Linked DNA regions of Mus musculus: region 1 is linked to region 2. Evidence: chromatin loops called from intact Hi-C (ENCODE). Cell type or tissue: left cerebral cortex. All regions are shown on one strand. Links, peaks and the distances in the headings refer to the core of each region. The heading gives the core; the rest is flanking DNA.

Evidence for each region. Hi-C counts contacts between places; a loop is a spot of excess contacts. Peaks named below come from ENCODE experiments on the same cell type or tissue, not always from the same donor. Only the 100,000 strongest peaks of a DNase experiment are listed, where the experiment ranks them.
Region 1: a loop joins it to region 2, with 4 times the contacts of the local background. A loop is called at or near these places in 6 of 42 quality-filtered maps.

The regions. Positions count from the first base shown.
Region 1 is chr16:22,657,213-22,661,410 of GRCm38, reverse strand. It overlaps Dgkg (diacylglycerol kinase, gamma), which reads left to right and starts at 4,180. Exons shown (of 25, transcript NM_138650.2): 1 at 4,180-4,198. In left cerebral cortex, for the core only: no CTCF peak of the experiment used is centred there; DNase peaks (open chromatin) are centred at 2,236 and 3,185.
Region 2 is chr16:22,787,665-22,791,862 of GRCm38, reverse strand. No RefSeq gene overlaps it. Among named protein-coding and RNA genes, the nearest start is that of Gm30416, 2.5 kb to the left of the region's middle. In left cerebral cortex, for the core only: no CTCF peak of the experiment used is centred there; DNase peaks (open chromatin) are centred at 1,643 and 2,267.

The DNA.
Region 1 (4,198 bases), core at 1,151-3,650, 130 kb after region 2:
TGCTTAGTAGCCCTGTTCTTAGTAGACTCAGAGAGCCAACTGTCAGCCAGCTTGTCACTGACAGTTGGACTTAAAAATTTCCAGACACAGGTGGCTGACTCAGCCCTCGCTTTGCTGTGGAGATGGTGATCAGGCAACAGCTGTTGGCTCGGATGATGTGTTCCCAGAGCAACATGGTGAGCGTGAGCTGCCAGCATTGGAGGCTCAGGAAATGCAGTGTGTTGAGCCAGTTAAACACCCGAAACTGCCCTGTCTCTCAGAAATAAGGGTGACTCATCAGAGTGCTCTGTGACGAGGAGAGCCACCAGGGAAGCCACTGGGCCTGGAAATTTGCACAAAAAGGCCCCAGATTCCTAAACCCACTCCAGTCCCACTCACAGCTTCCTCCCTAACTGAAAATGAATACAGGTGCCATTCCTAAACTCTGCCCTCCTCCTTCAAGAAGCCCAGAGTGATGCTTTCTCTCTCACAGTGAGGGCCTGCTCACTACAGTGTGACATTTGATTCTCTATTTTGTTCCTTGCTTCTTAACCATTTCTATTGTTTGTTTATAGCTGACACAGATTGAAAACGCTCTAAAGAGAGATGCCACCTTCCTCCTCTGTATTTACAGTGTTTCTTAGAGTGTCACCTAGGAATAGGGATGCTCACAGACTCCTCCAGTTCACCTCCCATCTGCATGTGCAGCAGGTGTTCCAAAAATCCTTACCAGTTGGACTATGGCTTCATCATGGGCAAACTGCTTAGCAGTCAGTCAGGCCTGTGTGCCAATTGGAGAGAGGGTACCCTCCCTTCCAGGCAGACAGGGCTGGTGGCCAGGCAAGAGGAACATGGGTTGGGTATCATCCCCTGGGTTGAAGATGCTGTAGAGTGAGGTACCTGTGCCACCCGGGCAGTGGCTCCTTGCAAGATATCATTCTTCCCATGCCACTCCAATGGGGGACACCTCCTGCCTCAGGAAAGCTGGTCTCAGACACTTCCCAGCTTGCTCATTAGTACCCTCTTATCTGAAGGGAAAAAAAGAATAATCCCAGCACTCGGGAGGCAGAGGCAGGAGGATTTCTGAGTTCGAGACCAGCCTGGTCTACACAGTGAGTTCCAGGACAGCCAGGGCTATACAGACAAACCCTGTCTCAAAAAAAATAAAAATAAAAATAAAAATAAAAATAAAAATAAAAATAAAAATAAAAAACAAACAAAACAAAAAGGAACACACACACATGCACAAGTGCACACACACATATACACACATGCACAAGTGCACACACACATGCCCACACATGCACAAGTACACACACACAAGTGCACACACACATACACACATGCGCAAGTGCACACACACATACATATACACACATGCACAAATACACACACACAAGTGCACACACACATGCACACACATGCACAAGTGCACACACACATACATATACACACATGCACAAGTACACACACAAGTGCACACACACATGCACACACATACACAAGTGCACACACACATACATATACACACATGCACAAGTACACACACACAAGTGCACACACACATGCACACACACATACACACATACATGCGCAAGTGCATATACACACACACCATGCACATGCACACACCAAAAAAGAAAAAAGCTCACCTCACCTCACTGTGTGTCCACTCCAAGCAGGGAATTTAGGGTATTGAAGGCTATTTCCCAGCCCTCTCCTCTCCTCCTTGTATAAAGTGCCCATTTTCTCCTGGTCTTTGAGGCACACATCTACTAATCTTTCAGATCCCGTGCCCAGCCTGCCCCATCCACATTTTGTTTTATCAGACTAGCTGTTCGTTTTGCTGCTCCTATCTCTCATGCCTTCCATACTGCTCTGACCTTCATTATGACACTTTTCCTGCATGTCACTAGAGTGGAACTCAAGCAGCCACTTCTTAGCCTCTGTCAGCAAGGCTTCTTGTACTGTAAGTACCCTGTATCTGCTTAGATGTTTAACTCAGCACCACCATTGAATCCCCCAAAGGAATCTATTCACAAACCCTCTTGTGAACACTTTTGACTTCATAAACATATTTTATAGGAACAAGCACCTATTTACCAATCTTTATAAGCATTTCTGTTCTCCAAATTCTTGCTTGGCACCCTTTGCAGAGTTTCTTATTATTATATAATAACTTCCCTAGCATGCCAAGTTGGATCGCTACACTCTACTTCTGCCTGCCTTCCCCATTTATGCTATCAAGCTTATTATTTCCTTATTGTCAAAGACAGAAAGCTCCATGTTGTCCCAACTCTTGCCTGCAGCCATGCCTTCCCTATCCAGGCTCTCCTTCAAGTTAGCCTTCTCTAGAATGAGTCCGGACTAGGGAGAGACAAATGGTTTTCTGTGACACATGTGCAACTGTGGTTGCCTCCTCAGGGATGCAATTCAGAAGAGAAGAACTGCATCTTCCACAGTCACTCAGCCCAGCACAGCAAAGACATATACAGTAAGATTACAGCTCAATGGAGATGGTGTATACAGTAAGCCTATGCCCAGTGAAGATGTATACAGTAGGCCCATGCTTGGTGAACATATATACATTAAGCCTATGCTCAAGGAAGATGTATACAGTAGGCCTGTGTTCTGTGAGTATGTGTACAGTAAGCCTGTGCTTGGGCCTGCCTTTTTAAAAGACAAGACACTAACATTTCTAAGCCCTTTCTGTCTTTCCATTCCTCTTTTCTCCCAGGTGAGGTCCATGACGGGAGTCAGTGCGAAGTGCCTGAAAAGATAGCAGGAACTTTAATAAATATTCTCGGAATGAGTAAGTCAGTACCTGACATGGAAACAAGAAGATGAAGGACAAACTCACACACGTGTTACAGAACACCCTCACACCAAGTGTGTCAGCCTGGCTGAGGGCAGCTCTGAGAAGCTACCCAGGGGCCCTGGATCAAAGAATGGATTGTGGATGAAGTGTGAGCACAGGGTATCATCCATCCATCCATTGGCTTTGCCCTTATCATCATGCGGAAGGAAGTGTAAGAGCTCTCAGGACTTCTGTTCTGTCTTGGTTCCATCACCCCCTGCTAGTGGCCAGGGATGAGTTAACCACTGGGTCTTTCAGTGCTTTTCAACAGTCACGTCTGCAGCTTCCTCCCCAGATGCCTAGACACACAGTCCCCTGCTCCTCTGCGTTCCGAAAAAAAAGCTTTTCTTGGCTGCAGTTCCACACAGGGACCTCCACTGCCCACTGGCAGAAGAGAATTCTTGGCTGTGGAAACGGGTGAACTCCACATATTTTACAGATGAGAGTAAACTCCTGGTGACTCTAAATGTGGTGTGAAACTGACAAAAGTCATTCTGTTGAAATAACATCGCCGCTGCTGCCACCCTACGCAGACACCCGCGTCATGGAAAGAAAAGGTCCCACAGGTCCCCGTGCCTCTGCCACTGCAGCCTCTTGGGCCTTATCCTCAATCCCACGTCATTTTCTCTAATTTTCTACTTTTCCTTTTTTTTTTCTAGTTCTCTTTTTTCTTGTGCATGTATATTTTGTTTGTTTTAGAAGTGTTTTATTTGTCCTGTAGGAAGACTACCCAATGTCATGCAAAGACAAAGGAGAAAAATCATAATCTTTAGTCCTGAGACCTTACCCATCCATCAGAGCCCCTTTCTGCTTAGCTAGATTGATCCCGACCATGTATGCCTGCAGAGGAGAAATAATCACCAATCTGCTGCCACTGGGTCAAGATTGTCAGAAATGTCCTTCTGGACGGGATCGATGACAATGGACATCAGAGACAGCGAGTTCCTAGAAAACAGAGAACTTGTTGATTTATTTTTATGTTAATATATTTTTCTTTGCTTTGGTTGGAATATTTAGGCAGCTCAGACCCCTAGGTTTCTAGGTTAAGGAACGTAAACAGCCAGAGGACATTGTATTTTTCAAGTAATGTCCTCTACCTTGATGTCAGCTGGTTTCTCACAGCCACCAACCAGCACTCTGACCAAAGCCCTGCCAGCCAGGAGTGCCCTGATCATGTACAGAGGTTCCCACCCAACGCATCCGTGGGTGTGCGAGTGTGCGCGCAGCACGTGTTTATGTGTGTGCACCAGTGTGTTTGTGGGGTGCGCGTGTGTCTGCGCGCGCGGGTGTGTGGCGGGGGCGGGCACTGCGCCCGGGGGGCAGGGCTCCGCAGCGAGAGTGGCAGCTGGACTTGCGATGCTG
Region 2 (4,198 bases), core at 996-3,495:
TGGGTATTGCAGTGCTGGGCATGAAATTCAGGGCCTACATTCGGTAAGCAAGTACTGGACCAGCAATTACATCCCTAGCTCTGAGTGCCCACCCCCACCCCCCCACTTTTGACCGGAGCTTGGACATTAGAAATAAAAGGATGTTTTCGTAACAGGAATTGGTTCAGATTAAATGTGAAAGGTCTTTCTTTTTCAAAGGCTGCCTGTCTACCATTCCCAAGGGTGTCAGCAAAAGTACAAACTTTAGCACAACAGGCAGGCAGGAATGACTTCTCACGTGGTGGACAGAATGTCAAAAGCTGTCAGAGGAAAACCCTGTTGCTCCAGGGATCAAAGGAAATGGGCTGTGCTATTTATGGGGCCTTGTTTACTGATGTAAAACAAACCCTCCAGACTTGCCAACCTTACAGTGGGGAGCAAAGCAGATTAGCCCTGCAGGGGTTCTGGTTAAAAGGGATGGCTGCCTATCCCCAGGGACAGGCTCCACCAAGGCTCCCTGACTCTAACCTGTTCGTTCTGTTGCCTCAAGACACTCTCAGGCAAGAGTGTCTTTTTCCAGAGTGGCCCTCCACAGCATGCAGGAGTGAGCCTTGTAGTCTTAGACCTGTACCCCAAGAGGTGACAGCAGTGCCCAGTGACAAACAAATCAAGTCCTCTTGCCTCTGGTTCCCCAGTCATTGCCTGGAAATGGACAGGATGGGACAGTGCACATCTGGGGTCATCTCAGAAGGACATCTGCTCTCTCCATCTGTTTGTAGCCAGGACTCCAACATCTCTCTCTTCTATCCCTTACTAGATAATGAACATATAACAACTAGCATATAATTCAGCAAATCTGTATATTCTCCACCAAATTAGAAATGCTTCCAGCGGTCATTGATCCCTGATGGCCAGATAAACAAAGAAGACTGCAAACTTCACCCTCCAAGACAAAGGCCTTATAGGCTTGTCTGTTTCCAGCAGGGCTGCCCTCTTGGGCCGACTAGTCCAAACTGGTCAGATGCATCAAGGCCTGTGCTAAACATATTTCAGCTTCATATGAAATTATAGCCTCATCAGCTCCATTTTCCTTAAGTTAAGACAAAATTAGGGCAGAGGGGGGCCACCTTGTGGCACTTTAAAACATTTAAAAGACTCAGACCCTCCCAGGAGAAGTAGATACCTGCTTCAACGTCCCCTCTCCACTTCGTGGGAAATGTTTTTCTCGGTGTGCCTGCCTCCCTCTCCTCCTTCTCTCCTCCCACCATGCTTCTTCATTTTCATAGTTACCTGTTGCTTCCTGTTGTTTGAGATCCTCTCCCTCCCCCGCCCCCCATCCCTCCTTTAATTTCATTTTTAAAAAGAAGAAGAAAAGAAAGACCTCCCTGCCCCTCACAGCACTGAGCTGATTCTGGGTTCCCGGGAAGCTGTTTCTGGAGACTCTGAGCAAATGTTACTCAGTGTTCTTCTCTTGATAAAGGGGGGGGGGGGCTCAGCCCGTGCTGAGCGGAGCCTCCTCACCTCATTCTGGAGCACACTGCCCCGCAGCTCCACCTGCGCCTCCACCCACACGGTGCGTTCCTGCTTGCCAACTTCCCTCTGTGTGAGCCCCTTCGCCCACTCAACTGCAGGCCTCCTTCCGGACCGCCCCTCATGATGAGTAGTTTGTCAGTTACTATACATCAAGCTGCCTCCATCCAGCAACACAGAAAGCCCCATCTGTTCTGGGGAGCCTTCCAACAAGAGCCTCCACCCACCCACCGCCCACAACTGCCAGCAACAGGCAGACTGTCCTGCAAGTGTCCACCCTCCAGGCCCCCCGGAAGGCTCAAGACTGAGCACCCCAGGCCTTGGCTGGGGGAACAGGGCAACAGCATGACTGGCTGGGGGCCATGCTGTAACAAATGTAGGCCTCCTCACTATCGGAGCAGCCCTACCCTGGCATGATCTGAGTGCTGAGCACACTGGTGGGGAACAAGAGCAGGGGGGTAGAAACTTCATTCAATGTAGATCTGGGGGCTTGGGGAAGGTCAGGGGTCTAGTGCTTTCCTAGCATGTGTGAAGCCCTTGGATCAAAGCCTGGTGCTTGTAGCGGTGGGGGGGGGGGGGGGTTCGGGGGTGGGGGCAGTTGGTTGAGGCCGGGCAAGAAAATGTGTATTCTTTCTCCAGCTCAGGACCTTCATCCATCACGTGATTACTACTTTTTTCTCAGGCTCTGTTCCCCACTGCACTGCTCGGCAGGTCCTGTTATGAGAATCATGTCTTCAGCCTAGACAAGTTAGACATTTTCCCAGAAATCCACAGACAAGAGGCCAAAGCAGTGCGCAGGATTCTGAGCTCCAGCTGCCTGGATGAGAATTCTAGCTCTCTGTCTGCCTGTGTCCCTGTCTCTCTCTCTGCCCACGCCCCGCTCCCCCAGCAGTCCCCGTCCCCGTGCACGCGCGCGCGCGCACACACACACACATACAAAATGTATTTTGATGATATCCCGATTATCCACTTTACCCATCCCCATACTGAATTCCTTTCTAATAAATGTTCCTCCTTTCACATATTTGTTGTTCTTATTTACTGTTTTTGCTCCCTTTGGTATGTTTCGGTTTTGTTTTGTTCTGGAGGGTGGAGGTGGGTGGTATTTAATTTGAGTACCAGTGGTAGTACCAATAAGGAATTTGACTCTACCTCCCAAGTAATTACTAACAGCTTATACTCCATCAGAAACGTGTGACACCTTGAGCCCCGTTGCCATCTCTGATAGAATGTTGAGGAGCCCAGGTAAGTTCCGCTATTATTAGTTCACGGACATGACAACCCCGCCTTCCCCAGAAGACTATTTCATATCGTTCTTCCCCATCCTTCGTTTCTTCCCTCCTGCCTTTGTCCTCAGTGCTCTTTGAGCCTTGGGTGGGTAAGACACACACATGTCCTGTTCAGGGCTGACACTCAACAGTCACCTGTTCTCAGCACTTTGACCAGTTTTCAGTCTGAGCATTAACCACTGCCCATTGCAAGCAGGAACTTCTCTAACCAGGATGAGAGGGCACATGCATAAATATTTAGGAGGCAGTTTGACAATTTCCCTTTACCAAACCAATAATAGTAGATTATTGGGGCCTATGACCTCTCTAGCCAAGGGTTTTTGACAGTGCCAGGTATGAATTTCTGGAGGCATACATTTTTTCCAACCTTCTTGAATAAACATTCGACCTTGTCTCTAGCCCACACCCATCAGAGGTAGTGGAGAAAAAGCTATTAGGACATGGGGGAAGGAGACCTGTTTAGAAGTAGTTCTTTAGGGGTGAGTCTAATCTTTGTTGTCAGGGTATCAGCAGTCCAGTCCACTAGCAAACACCAAACACAAATCAGCAGCCGTAGTCCAGTCCTGCCAGCAGACACCACACATGAACCAGCAGCTGCAGTCCAGTCCTCTCGCCAGACACTACACACCCAAACCAGCATATAGGAACTTCACAAGAGGTTCTTTGGTGAGTTTCTCTCAATGGCATTACCACAAGTGGAGCTCAGCACTGCAATGTAGGGCAAGCCAATACATGCGTGTCATGTGAAGAATAGCGAGGTAGAGCAAAGAAAACCAATCTAGAGCTCCCACTGTCTGTGGGGTCATTTTTATATTCCTTCTGAACATTATGAGTCCTTTCACCTGCGTGCCCCAGCAAAACATCATTTGACATAAATGACTTTCCAAAGAAACCAGAAATTTCCACTTCAGATTTCCTCGGTGAAGTGGACTCAAACTCTATCAGGAAGTAGTTGGTTACTCCTGCGATCCTGGAATCAGGATTGAACTGAACCACTGAGCCACTATTTTGCTACTGGGCACAACTTTCAGAGCAAGGCACAAGCTTGTAACATGAAACTGAAATCTGAGATCAGTGTTAAAAACTCAATCTTTCTATAAGTGCAAGTAACTAGGTTTATTTTGCATCTTTAAAACAAGTGTGATGAACACAAAGTTTTGCAACAGAACATCACATAATAACATAGTTGTGACCATTTCTTGCTTTTATTTCATGTTTTTAAGATGTATGCAAATGAAGTCATGGAGAAGAGACCGCCTGCCTTCTTACCAGTGTGGCCTTCCTTCATCTGCAGTCTTCAGAGCTGTCATGTCACATTGTTAGACAGTAAATCAACAGTCTCAATAGAACTAATACAATATAGCCAAGCCTGAGTCTACTCAAGACTCTCTTGGAGATGG